Linked DNA regions of Homo sapiens: region 2 is linked to region 1. The links are chromatin contacts, found by Hi-C in ENCODE. All regions are on one chromosome and are shown on one strand. The core of a region is the stretch at or near the end of the contact, and the rest is flanking DNA. Distances in the headings are between cores, read along the strand shown.

Region 1 (4,240 bases), core at 1,458-3,957:
TTCTGCATAAAAGAAAAGCAAGTGTTAAACCATACTGCATAGTTACTCAATTTAACAAGCACAGCTGTTAAGGTGGAATCTATCCTCTCATATATTCCCAAAAACTTAAAACTCTTTTTTAAATTTTAGTTTTAGATTTGGGGGTGCATATGCAGGTTTGTTACAAGGGTAATTGCATGTTGCTGAGGTTTGGGCTTCTATTGATCCTGTCACCTAGATAATGAACATAGTACTGAGAGGTGACAGCGTGCTGGCAGCCCTCACAGCCCTCGCTGGCTCTCAGCACCTCCTCTGCCTGGGCTCCCACTTTGGCGGCACTTAAGGAGCTCTTCAGCCCGCTGCTGCACTGTGGGAGCCCCTTCCTGGGCTGGGCTGGCTGAGGCTGGAGCTGGCTCCCTCAGCTTGCGGGGAGGTGTGGAGGGAGAGGCGCTGGCGGGAACCGGGGCTGCGCACGGTGCTTGCGGGCCAGCACGAGTTCCGGGTGGGTGTGGGCTCGGCGGGCCCGCACTCGGAGCGGCCGGTGGGCCCTGCCGGCCCCGGGCAATGAGGGGCTTAGCACCTGGGCCAGCAGCTGCAGAAGGTGTGCTGGGTCCCCCAGCAGTGCCGGCCCACCGGCGCTGCGCTCAATTTCTCGCAGGGCCTTAGCTGCCTCCCTGAGCAGGGCAGGGCTCGGGACCTGCAGCCCGCCATGCCTGAGCCTCCCCCACCTTCCATGGGCTCCTGTGAGGCCCGAGCTCCCTGACGAGCACCACCCCCTGCTCCACAGCGCCCAGTCCCATCGACCACCCAAGGGCTGAGGAGTGCGGGCACAGGGCGCGGGACTGGCAGGCAGCTCCACTTGCAGCCCCGGTGCGGGATCCACTGGGTGAAGCCAGCTAGGCTCCTCACTGGTGGGCACTTGGAGAACCTTTATGGCTAGCTAAGGGATTGTAAATACACCAGTCGGCACTCTATCTGGCTCAAGGTTTGTAAACACACCAATCAGCACCCTGTGTCTAGCTCAGGGTTTGTGAATGCACCAATGGACACTGTATCTAGCTACTCTTGTGGGGACTTGGAGAACCTTTGTGTGGACACTCTGTATCTAGCTAATGTAGTGGGGACGTGGAGAACCTTTGTGTCTAGCTCAGGGATTGTAAATGCACCAATCAGCGCCCTGTCAAAACAGACCACTCCGCTCTCTGTAAAATGAACCAATCAGCAGGATGTGGGTGGGGCCAGATAAGAGAATAAAAGCAGGCTGCACGCGCCGGCAGTGGCAACCCGCTGGGGTTCCCTTGCAAAGCGTGGGAGCTTTGTTCCTTGGCTCTTTGCAATAAATCTTGCTGCTGCTCACTCTTTGGGTCCACACTGCCTTTATGAGCTGTAACACTCACTGCGAAGGTCTGCAGCTTCACTTCTGAAGCCAGCGAGACTACGGACACACTGGGAGGAACGAACAACTCCAGACGCGCCGCCTTAAAAGCTGTAACACTCATGGCGAAGGTCCGCAGCTTCACTCCTGAACCAGCGAGACCACGAACCCACCAGAAGGAAGAAACTCTGAACACATCCGAACATCAGAAGGAACAAACTCCGGACAGGCCGCCTTTAAGAACTGTAACACTCACCGCGAGGGTCCGCAGCTTTATTCTTGAAGTCAGAAAGACCAAGAACCCACCAATTCCGGACACAGTACCCAATAGGATGTTTTTCAGCCCTTGCCCCTTTCTCTCCCTCCCTTGACTTGGAGTCTCCAGTGTTTGTTGTTGCCATCTTTATGTCCATGAGTACCCGTTGTTTAAGCTCCCACTTATAAGTGAGAACATTCGGTGTTTGGTTTTCTGTTCCTATGTTAATTCACTTAGGATAATGTCCTCCAACTGCATCCATGTTGCTACAGAGGACGTGATTTTGTTCTTTTTTTATGGCTGTTTAGTATTTCGTGGTGTGTATGTACCACATTTTCTTTACCCAGTCTACTGTTGATGGGCACCTAGGTTGATTCCATGTCTTTGCTATTGTAAATAGTACTGTGATAAACATAGTGCGGGTGTCTTTTTGGCAGAATGATTTATTTTCCTTTGGGCATACACCCAGTAATGGGATTGCTGGGTCGAATGATCTTTCTGTTTTTAGTTGAGAAATCTCCAAACTGCTTTCCACAGTGGCTGAACTAATTCACATTCCTATAAAAAGAACTTTAACACTTGCAGAGTAGAGTTTTTAAAATGTTTAGTTATTTTTAATACCAATTCTGACCCCAGGGAAAGAAAATGGAGATGCACTTTACCTGAACTATGTTCTTTTGAAACTCTTCAGTGACATTTGGGAAAGCAAGTTTACAGCCCACATGCTGTGCCGCTTCAAGGACTTATTTTTGTGGTCTCCCTGAAGAAAATGACACTAGAGTAGAAGTGATTGAATGTGAAGTGTCAGGAGATTGCTCGCTCGTCCTTCGTTAAACCCCTGGTCCGGCTGTGTGCTGTGGATGCGGGTGTGTGTTGAGGGGACCTGCGTCTGCCGGGGCCGCACCCCCTCCCGCAGGACCTTGGCTGGCCGCGCGTTTCCTGCCTGTTTCCTGTCCAGCAGCTGGCGAGCTGGGGACCGGCAGGAAAGGATGCGCTGCCCAGAAGGGGCGGGAACCGACCACGCCCGGTCCCGTGTGCCCCCCGCCCTCCCGGCGCCCGCCCTCCCCACGCCGTCGGGGGCGGGCCCCGCGGGGCTGTGGGAGCCGAACGCCGCGGGGTCAGGGCGTGCAGTCTGGGACGCGGGATGCTTGGCGCTCTACCTCGCCGCCCCTGAGCCTTCCCGTCCGCCTCGCCACGCGCCCGGACGGCCTGGGGTTGCTGCCCGTCAGTCTCGAAAGGTAAGAAGCGCCCTCCGCATCCTGGTGTTCGCGCCCGTGCCGCGAGACTCTTGGAGGCTCCTCTGGGGTCGGGAAATGCCTCCGGACTCTGCCACCTCACCGCAGCCTGAAGGCGCAGGTGGACGGTGGCGGCCCCTCCCCACACCCGCCTCGGCCCCAGGGGACGCTTTTAAGGGGTATTGGTCTCCACACTTCGGAGTCCCGAATTTAAGTGAACCTGGCTCTGCCTTGGCTCAGATGTTGCCGAGTGACTGAGACTGGCCACAGAACCTTGAAAAATCGCGTCTTGAGCTACTGTTTCTTTCCAAAAAGAAATCCTTTCTGATATACAAAAAGTATGAAATACAAGGATTAAATTAAATTAAAGACGGTCCTCATTAAGGAGGGCTTTAAGCTGACGACGCGAGGGGTAGACTTCCAGGCGTGAACTGGGCTTGCGGGCATTTGGGAAGCTGAGTAGATGGGGCGAGCCAGGGCGTCCCAGGAACGCTGCACCCAACCTGTGGGACCAGGGCAGAGCAAACTCGAATGAACAGATAAATGAAGCCTGTTTACACGAGCTGCTTTAGAACTAGAGATTTCCTCCCAATAAATACTATTGGTATATATACACACAAGCATGTGCATGTTGGTCAGAAGGGACAAAATAACTGCTTCGTTTTCCATTTTATTCTTTCACGAATCATTGGTCCCATGGACATTAGTGTAATTCATTTACTTTTTCTGCAGCTATGAAGGGAGATTTAGAAGCGTTTGTCCTAGCTGGTTTCAGCAAAAACATGGGGTCTCAGGTTGGGTGATGCTGTTAGCCATTGAGAATATTCACAACTTTTCCCCACCTTCTCAGCTGATGCATTTAGAATTTGTCTCTAAAGTTTACATACAAGAATGCTAGGTAGAAGTATTTTCAAATGTGTATAAAATATATCTAAGTTCTTAATTTCTTAGAACAATTCTCAATGCAAACATTGTAAGAAGTCAGTCGAGGTATTGAGAACAACATGTTGAAAGAAAATAAGCAAGGTAGAAAGAAATTAAAGAGACATATTATGACTAATGTTATGATCATATTCCATATTATGATTGACAAGTAGGCTGGTCTGTTTTATAAGTCTTTTTCCATTCAGCTCTAAATATAGATTGTCTCACCATTCTATGTTTTACCGATCATTTTCATAAGAAAGAAAATGTGTTATAATCACTAAATCAGTAATGATTTGGGGCTTCAAAAATAAAAATGTTATTGTCGTGGAAGCAAACAAATCTGAGAGAAGCCAGTTCAACTTTTGGGAGCTTGCTTCTTCTTAGTTTGGTTACCAGGTCTCAGTGACTTAAAAGAAGCATTGTAATTGTCTTAAGTGCTCACACTTGCCCAAGTGATGTGATGTGTTC
Region 2 (4,319 bases), core at 1,795-4,294, 250 kb after region 1:
AACCAAACCGAAGTTAAAAAGTATAAGAAAGTCTATATAACTGTAGACTACAAAGCAGTTAATACAGAGTGAAAACTCCCAGTCATCTCAGGAGAAGTGGCGTTTTATTATTTCTGGATATATCCAGAAGCTCTCCTGGCTGGGTATCCACAGCTTGGCAACAGCTGCATAAAAAGGGGGCCAGACCTTCTCTCACCATCCCCTCTCCCTACCCTCACCAGTCTATTCTTACTGACTTACAGGTTGAATTGCATCCCCCACAAAATATACGCTGGAGTCCTAATGTGCAGTACCTCAGAATGTGATCTTATTTGGAAATAGGGTTGTTAAGGATATAATTAGTTAAGATGAGGCCACACTGGGGTAGGATGGTCCCTCAATCTGATATGACTGGTGTCCTTATACAAGGGGAAATTTAGACTCAGAGACAGTACACATAAAGGAAAGGCAATGTGGGGGAGAAGAAGGCCATCTACAAGTCAAGTACAGAAGCCTGGAACAGATCTTTTCGTTCCAGCCCTCAGAAGAAACCAACACTGTCAACACCTTTATTTTGGACCTCTAGCCTCCAGAAGTATGAGATAATAAATTTGATTAAACCATTCATTTAGCTTGTGGGACTCTGTTACAGCAGCCCTGGCAAACTAATACACCGATGGAACAAGGGAAAGAATCCCTTTCATGACTGCCATCATTGGGTGGGAAAGAAAAGCATTAAGCACCTTTGTCATCTTCTCCCCTGATGCTGTCACAAATTTAATCTGATAGAAATCTGTCTTTTGCTCAGTTCTCAAGAGCAGCATTCTGAGTACAGGCATGGGCAGTATTTTTTTTTTTTTTTTTTTAGACAGAGTTTCGCTCTATCACCCAGGCTGGAGTGCAGTGGCACGATCTTGGTTCACTGCAACCTCCGCCTCCCAGGTTCAAATGATTCTTATGCCTCAGCCTCCCGAGTAGTTGGGGTTACAGGCGCCACCCACCATGCCCAGCTAATTTTTGTATTTTTAGTAGAGACAGGGTTTCACCATGTAGGCCAGGCTGGTCACGAACTCCTGACCTCAGGTGATCTGCCTACCTCGGCCTCCCAAAGTGCTGGGATTACAGGCCTGAGCCATCGTGCCTGGCCTTCTTTGTTTTTAATTGAAACTAGTCTTTGTATAGAGTACAAAGAAAGCAGTGCAGATGTTGTAAATGTTGATTTGTAGCATTTCCCTTCTCTTATCACCACACTACAGAATAGTTGTACATTAACTTTGACATTGTGGAAGGAAGGCAATTGGAGCTGGCCAGAGCAAAGCCATTTTGTTCCTGAATGCCATTTTACAACTGCCTGACTGCAGAATGTACTTGCTGATGTTGCAGACAAAATTGCTGCCATTATGAAAAGGACTTCATGCTGAGGACTGAACTTTTCTCAAACCCCTGAATCAAGGACTTTTGCCTAGAAACCAATGAACTGTCATGATAACGCTTTATCTTCAATCAAAATAGTGGGTTACGAAGGTTATGGATGAACTAGTGAGAACTGACTTCTTACTTCCTTTAAAAACCCTACCCAAAAATAGCTGGTCAGGACACAATTCAAATGCTTCTGGAATCTGTGTTCCTTGAACTGCAATTCTCAGACTGCCAATAAACTTCTTTACTTGGATTTCGGTCTCTCTGACTCTGGTTGACACGTTATAATGAACACGTTCAGCGCTTACAAGTAAAGGGTAACCAGATGTTGTTCACAGTAATCCTATGAGGTAGGTTCTATACTTTTATACAGAGGGATTTAGTTACTCTGCTGTATTAGTTTCCTAAGGCTTCTGTAACAAACTGTGACAACCTAAGTGGCTAAAACGACACGAATTTATTACCTTACAGTTCTGAAGTTCAGAAATACAGCTCACTGGGTTAAAATCAAGGCGTCAGTGTGCATGGTGGTTTTCCTGTAGTCCCAGCCACTCAGGAGGCTGAGGTGGGCGGATCGCTTGAGCCCGGGAGCTCAAAACCAGTCTTGGCAACATAGCAAGACCCTGTTTCAAAAAACAAAAAAATCAAGGGGTCAGCTGGACTGTTACTTCTGGAAGCTCTGGGGAACAATTTGGTTTTTGTTTTTTGTTTTTCCCTCCTTTTCTAGCTTCTCCTCCTTTTCCACCTCCCACCTCCTCCTTTATATATATATATATATATATATATATATTTTTTTTTTTTTTTGGAGACAGGTTCTTGCTCTGTCACCAAAGCTGGACTGCAGTGGTGGGATCATGAGCCCTCTCCAGCTCTAGTGATCCTCCTGCCCCAATCCCCCGAGCAGCTGGGACCACAGTGCCCGTCGCTATGTCTAGTTAATTTTTCGTAGAGACGAGTGTCTCACTATGTTGCCCAGGCTGATCTCGAACTCCTGGGCTAAAGTGTTCCTCTCCTGCCTCTGCCTTCCAAAGCACTGGGATTGCAAACATGAGACACTGTGCCTGCTCCTCTTCCAGCTTCTTGAGGCCAGCTGCATTCCTTGGCTGTTGCCCCTTCCTCCACCTTCAAATAGCTTTCTCATACTGACCTTCTTTTTGGGCCCCTTCCACTTTAGAGAACCCTTGTAATTACTTTGTAATTACCCAAGCACACACTCCAAGATCGTCACCTTATTTTAAAGTCCGCTGATAAGCAACCTTAATTCCATCTGCAATCTTAACCCCCTCTGCCAAGCAAGAGAACAAACGCACAGGTTCCAGGGAGTAGGATGTGGACATCCTGAGGCGGAAGCATTATCCCGCCTTCCACAATTGCCCAAGGTCACATAGCTAGTAAGTTCTAGCTAGCACTGAGTGCTGTGCCCGTGAAATTTATCTACATAGGCTTTCACTTAACCTGCAGACAGAACTCAGTTAGTCGGGGACAATTTCCCTCAATGTTAACAGCACTGTTCCACCGCAACGTGGAACAACAGCTTTAAAACGTGCTCTTCGTAGGCCCGGCTACTCCAAGAACAGTGCCTCCCGCCAGACCCAGGCGGCTTCCTTCACCCGCAACCCGAGAGACGACCCGCCGGGCCCGCCCCGCGGAAGCCGCCGGTTGCCAGGCCAAGGAGTGGACTAGGGTCGCCGGGGAAGCGGGTGAGTGGTCCCCGCCCTGGCGGGCTGCCTCTAGAACGAGGAGGGCGGCGCGTGGTCGCGGCGCGGAGCCGAGTGGGAGCGAGGGGTAGACGCGCCCCGGACGCGCGGCCGCGCCCCTCACTTCCGCCCCGCGGTCTGGACCACTCGCCGCAAACCCGCAAGTCCCTCGCCGCCTTGGGGTCTGGGCGCGCGGTGCCGTGGGGGTCAGCAGGGCGGAGCGGCTTTTCCAGGAGAAAGGGCCCTCACGGGTGAGCGGGGCGACTGGGCTCCCCCGCGGTGCAGTTGCCCCGCGGGCGCCGGCCCCGGCTCAACGGATTCTTCTCGCTCGCTGCCCGGAAAGAACCAGTGAGAACCGCTGTTGCAGCAAAAAAAGAAGTTAATAAGCGCAGGGCTGGCCAAACCAGAACAGGGTCTCAGACCTGTCTCCCCGAGAATTCGGGGGCGAGGGTTTTAAAGGGCATTTTGGCTTCGGGGGGCTGGGGAACTGAAACAGTTGACCGGCTGGGGATGAAATCACAAGAGCTTCTGAAACTCGGGGCGGCTTCGTTGGTTCCCAGGAAGGGGTGGGGTCAGTTTCCCTTGTCTTGAAGTTTACACGAAATCCCTCTCCCAGTTATCCTAGCCTCTGTGCTAGAATAAGAAAACGACAACACGGTGAAAACTTAGCCCGTGAGGTTAGAAGCAAGATGGAGTCAGTCATGTTAGATTTCTCGCATTACTTATACATCTGTAAAGGTGGTTTCAGGGACCTTTCTGAACTTAGCCCGTATCTCACTGGTGATCCCACTTCTGGGTATTTGCAAATCACTTTATTAGGTTTTTAAAAGTATTGTTGCAGGCATGCGAAGGGGCCGATATACTTTTGCCATGTCCAGAGTGTATTCAGGTCTTGTAATGATCATATGGGTGTAATATTGAGTAACAGGCAAATGTGGGCAGAAAATATCAAATGTGGTTTTCAGCTAAGAAGTCTGGTTGCTCTTAATTTTCAGTTACTCTCCATTGCATAGAATAAAGCCCCGAAGAAACGAAGAATAAGATCATGGGGAAACTTGGCTTCCATGTTAAACCGTGTAATACCAGGTGTTAGAATAGTAGTAAAGGACTTGTTTCTTTCACATCTATATACACTCAAAAGACCTCATCGATCTTGGAAAAACATTGTTTCGAAGACAATGTGTATGACTGATTTGGTTATATGAAGAAATTATTTCTAGGATT

Evidence for each region. A loop is a pair of places that touch in the nucleus more often than their neighbours do. Pooled maps may share reads with other maps.
Region 2: a pooled map shows a loop between it and region 1 (4-fold over the local background). The contact joins the promoter of NEK3 here to the promoter of THSD1 in region 1. A Hi-C loop is called at or near these places in 4 of 50 pooled maps.

What each region holds. Positions count from the first base shown.
Region 1 is chr13:52,404,639-52,408,878 of GRCh38, reverse strand. It overlaps THSD1 (thrombospondin type 1 domain containing 1), which reads left to right and starts at 2,707. Exons shown (of 5, transcript NM_018676.4): 1 at 2,707-2,848. RefSeq lists a silencer at 2,618-2,777.
Region 2 is chr13:52,158,322-52,162,640 of GRCh38, reverse strand. It overlaps NEK3 (NIMA related kinase 3), which reads left to right and starts at 3,044. Exons shown (of 16, transcript NM_002498.3): 1 at 3,044-3,098. RefSeq lists silencers at 1,053-1,347, 3,108-3,167, 3,248-3,357.